2 separate regions of the Homo sapiens genome follow, and region 1 is linked to region 2. The links are chromatin loops, found by intact Hi-C in ENCODE. Cell type or tissue: OCI-LY7. All regions are shown on one strand.

Region 1 (2,500 bases), 170 kb before region 2:
TTGAATTTTGTTTTGTTTTGGTAGGAGTTAACTTACTTGATCATCAGCTTGTTCCTTGTAAGGCTTGTGTTTAAGACTTATTAGGATGGTGCTAAAGTAGACTTTAGGGCTAGTTTAGCCCTACTACCAAGACCCTTTTGAGGCCTCTACTGAATGTTGTGGGTGTCCGATAAGTTCTCTTCACTCTCCAACTGTAACATGAATGTCTCTCAGCCCTGTCTGAACTCTGAAAATTGTTCAGCTTATAGCTCCCCAGTAGTTTTCATTTGCCCACACTTATGGAGTTTTATTATATGCATGCACAACTCATGCATATAAATACTCATGAGTATTTAGACAAGGACTCAAGGGAGACCTCTATACAGATTTCTGAAGCTCTTTTTCTGAGTAGCTTCTTCCTCTCTGGTACTCTTCCCTGGAAATTATAGTGCCACAGACCCTCCTAATGTCAAGATCTCTAACTTCAACACAAAAAGACCCCTGTGATCTACTTGGATTTCCCCTCCCTGCTCTGCCCAAAAGTGCCTTCAAACAGAAAGCTAGGGTTGTCTTCAGGCTCACTTTGCTTGTTTTCCTTCTCTCAGGGATCATAGTTCCATGCTAACTATTGTCCGTTGTCTAAATAGTTGTTTCATACACTTATCCAGTTGTCTAGTTATTTATGCAGGCCAGAAAGTCCAATGCCAGTTACTCAGTCACGTTCAGAAGATAAAGTTCCTCTCCTTTGGGTCTTTACTCAAATGTTACACAAGAGTTGGCAATCATCCCAACAATTCTCCCTGTCCTCCATTCCTGCTTCATTTTTCTCCATAGTACTCATCAACCAACACTATCAATTTACCTATCTGTCTTACTTACGAATTGTTTCTTTTCATTAGAAGGTAAGGTCCATGCAGGCAGGAATTTTGTGTATTTTGTTCCATGTTATAGCTCCAGCACAAAGGTTAGGTCTTGGAATACAATACATATTTGACAGATGAATGAATGAATGAATGAATAAAGGATCATTACCTTTTGAAAACTTTCCTTCACGCTATTCCTATCTTTTCTGCATCTTGTATCATATTGTTGATCACACTTTGTTCCTCTCTCTCTCACACACACACACACACACACGCACACGCACACACACACAGCAGAAATGGACCTCATCTGTGTGTCCCCACCATCCAACACAGGGATTAACGAAGGTGAGTTGGGTGCATGGAAATTGTCCCCATCTAAGAAGCACAGTGTCCAAGAAACCAGCAGAGGGCAGCACAAAGCTGTGCCTCTCTTTTCACCTCCGTAGTGCCAGTCTTAAGTAGAGAGGGGCTGGTAGCAGATGGAACTGGAGCTGCAGCTAGACTTAGAAACACAGAGCCAGTGTTATTCCCTCAGAAGAGAACTCAGGAGGGCCCAGGCAGCCTTCTCTAGGGGGTCTCTCACACGGCCTTGCTGACTCAGCATGTCCTACTGTGTATTCCATCCACAAACACCCAGCCTTGATAGTAGGAGCACAGGTCCACGTGCACACACACACACATGCACACAGACCCCTCCTCAGTCAGAAGAGCCCTGCCTTCATGATGCAATCACCTTCTCTCCCAGCCTGTGCTGTTTAGGCTTTCTAGGTCAAATGGATTCCTCAGAGGTTCCATTCCCAGCCTCCCTGTCCACTCAGTGCACTTAGCAATTCCCCTGAAGGCTTTTAACGTTCACCATTTAAATTTCATTCTTACCACAGGAACTGCCAGGAGGTCAGCACTGTTAGGTCCAATTTGCAGGTGAGGAACAGACTCAGAGAGGAAAAGGAACTGGTCTAAGGTCACACAGCTAGTGAGTGGAGAGGCTCAGATTCAAACCCAGGGGTGCTGGCCTTGGGCTCCCTCCATAGCCAGCTGCAGCCTCCACTCCAGCTCAAGCCCCAGGGAAAGGGACAGGAGTGGAGGCATGGGCAGGAGGGTGGGAGGTCACAGTACAGATTCTTTACTCCCAGGATTTTTATTATCACCCTAAAATAAAGCTAGTTACTCCAGGCTTGCTTCTCCTCCCCCCACCCCACCCCCACTATAAACCTTTCTATGACATTTACAGGGTGGGGGGCATGGGGCATAGGGGGAGACAGCATCGCCTGCTTCCTGGGAACTCTTGTAGGGCAGAACCTGACTATTACTGATGTTCTCCAGGACCTCACACACAGTAGGGGCTCACCCAGGGTGGGTTTGATGGATGGATGGATGGATAAATAGGATCATCAAGATGAAGGGCAATGCCTGGGAACTCTTTAGAGTCTTTAGCGTCTCATCTTTTAATTCAGCAAACGGGCCCAGAAGATTCCCATCCCTTCCCGAGCACTAGGCCCTGTTTTGGATGCTAAAGACACATAAATGGGGAAACTGAGACCACTACTTGGCAGAGACACAAAAGTTTGCAGCAATTCAGAAGAGGATGTGCCTGGAATAGAAGGAGAATCTCAGGAGGGGCAGTCCTCACCCCTGCCCACAATAATGCTGTGAAC
Region 2 (2,500 bases):
CTCCCTCCTGGCCGACTGCCCTCCCACACCCAGCCCCATGAATAGTGGTGCCTTGGTCCCATGCCAGCACTCCAGCCGCTTCAGGTCTGGAGGGGGCTGAGGAGCAAGGTCCCCCAAAGGCTGGCACTCTTGTTGCCATGGTAGCAGTTGCCTTGGAAGCCACTTCCCTGACTTCAGCTTCCAAATGGTCCAAGAAAGCTACCTGTCCCCCGGGGGATTGGTGAATTAATCACGCTCTTTTCCAGGGTTCTCACCCCTCAAGGAAAATAAACAGAACCAAACCAAACTGGGGCCTTTTCGCCCACTGTTCCTCCCCACCCCCACGCCACACTTGGACTTGGTGCACTGAGAAGGAAGGAGCATGGGCAGACGCTCCACAGTCCTTGCCTCAGCAGGAGACAGAGAGAAGAGACTGGGTGATGGAACTCAGCAATGTGCCCGTGGCCTTGCCATGCCTGAGAACTGTGGCCTCCAAGAGCACCCAGGTTCAGCGGGGAGGCTCCAATCCTTGGGAGGGGTGGAGGGTTGGTGGGGCGATGGAGCCCTGGTGCCTTGGGCCTCCCTCTCAGCATGGCTCACAGAGAGGTTCCTGAACTCACTTACCTATTGCTCTGAGCACGTCACTCAAGGACACACATTTTCTTTTTCAGAGATGATATAGCCCAAACTGAGGAAAGAATTGGCAGGCCTCCCTCTCTACATCACAACTGTTTTGGGAACCTTTAATGATGCACTCCTGGTCCTGAGGGAAAGAGGCAGGCCTTGACTGATTTTCATTGTTTTGTTTTGTTTGTTTGTTTGAGCCAGGATTTCACACCCATCGCCCAGGCTGGAGTGCAGTGGTGTGATCTCAGCTCACTGCAACCTCCTCCTCAAGCGATCCTCCCACCTCGGCCTCCCAAGTAGCTGGGACTACAAGCACACACCACTGTGCCTGGATAATTTTTGTTTTTGTAGAGACAGGGTTTCACCATGTTTCCCAGGCTGGTCTTGAACTCCTGGCCTCAAGCAATTCTCCCGCCTCAGCCTCCCAAAGTGCTGGGATTGTAATCCCACAGTGCCTGGTCCCTTGACTAATTTTTTAACTCAATGTCTCCCTCTGAAGGTGGGTCTGCCAGTTCCTCCCACCTCAACTAAGACAGTGTTGAAATTCAGGGGCAGATAGGCCAGAGTACTTCCCAGAGGGGCAGAATCCATGAGGACTCTGGGGCAATTCCTCTGTCTCCCCATGTCTTGGATTCCCCACCTATATGAAGAGCTGGGACGGCCCTGGTTCTGTGATCTTGGAACTGAAAAAGGCTTAACGTGCCTCTCCTTTGAGATCACAGTGTTTTCTGAGATCTGAAGCAGTGCACAGGTGCCTCTGCCACCCCCATCCCCATCACCAGACAAGGCAGTGGGCTCAGGGAGGTGGAATGGCTGGCCCGAGCCCCATAGTGCGAGGTGGAAAACGCGGCCCCAAGAGCTTCTATCTTGGTGAGGGTGTGAGAGAGTCGCCCTCAGCCTTAGACTTTGAGAGGAGCAAGGAACACGTTTCATGGACAATTATTTTGGTGGCTCCTTCTAAAACTAAGTCAGTGGGGGATCAATTATGTGTGACAGAGACATGGGCTATGATTTGATGCCTAATTAGAGGAATAATCAGATCTCATCCAGGCAGGAGGCACAGCAGATGCTGGCAGCAGCACCGTGGCTGGGGAATGCCCAGCTCCAGGGGTGTTCCCTCTGTGGGGAACAGGAACACAGTCCAGGGCCCATCTGTGTGCTGCAGTCACCCCTCTCTACAGACTCATCATGAGCCGAAGCTCCAACTCAGGTGACCCTGGGCCTTCTCAGGCCCCCTTCTCCACATACAAGGAATGCCTCTTGTTAGAGACAGAGGTTCCCTTGTGTCCACAGCCCTCCTCTTTGATGACTGGAGGTGGTTGTGCAGTCCAAGCCCTCTCCCTGAACTCTGTCCTCATGTTCAGAAGCCTAGCTCAGGTCCCTCCCAGCCACAGCATTCTGGGGAGCTCACTCCTGGAACCTGCCCTCAAGGGGCTCTCAGCCTACAGAGGAGATAGAACAAGAACAGGGCAGCCATGGAGGCAGGTGGAGGAACAAGAAGTTGAGCCTGGCAATATGAGACTGCAGATGCAGTGCAGAGAGGGGGCATCCAAAGAGAGGCCAGGGAGGCTGGCGACGGGACTCCGAGCAGGATTATGGGACCCTAGGAATTGTGCCCAGGTGCAGGGCCAGGCCGGGGCCATATTCTGAGACTGGGGGGTCCCCAATCCATAAAGGGCCAAATAACGCAATGAATGATAAAGGCTGGAACTGGGGGCCGGGGCAGGGCTCAGGGCTAGGCTGCATTGGTGACCACTGCCCAGCCTTGGGGTGGGGCATCCTGCAAGTAACTCAGACAGGCTGGGTGCAGGTGCTCAGTTCAGCGGATGGGAAGGCACCAACCATGACCCAGCCTCCCACTCCCGGCACCTAGCCCCTACCAAGTCCTCTTCTC

What was found. Hi-C counts contacts between places; a loop is a spot of excess contacts. Peaks named below come from ENCODE experiments on the same cell type or tissue, not always from the same donor. Only the 100,000 strongest peaks of a DNase experiment are listed, where the experiment ranks them.
Region 1: a loop joins it to region 2, with 3 times the contacts of the local background. A loop is called at or near these places in 15 of 110 quality-filtered maps.

Annotation. Positions count from the first base shown.
Region 1 is chr1:46,724,179-46,726,678 of GRCh38, reverse strand. No RefSeq gene overlaps it. Among named protein-coding and RNA genes, the nearest start is that of EFCAB14, 6.3 kb to the right of the region's middle. In OCI-LY7, CTCF peaks have their summits at 1,031 and 1,241 (motif pointing right); a DNase peak (open chromatin) is centred at 1,258.
Region 2 is chr1:46,552,331-46,554,830 of GRCh38, reverse strand. All of the region lies in intron 3 of MKNK1-AS1 (MKNK1 antisense RNA 1), which reads right to left. Among named protein-coding and RNA genes, the nearest start is that of KNCN, 1.9 kb to the right of the region's middle. In OCI-LY7, a CTCF peak has its summit at 1,120; no DNase peak of the experiment used is centred here.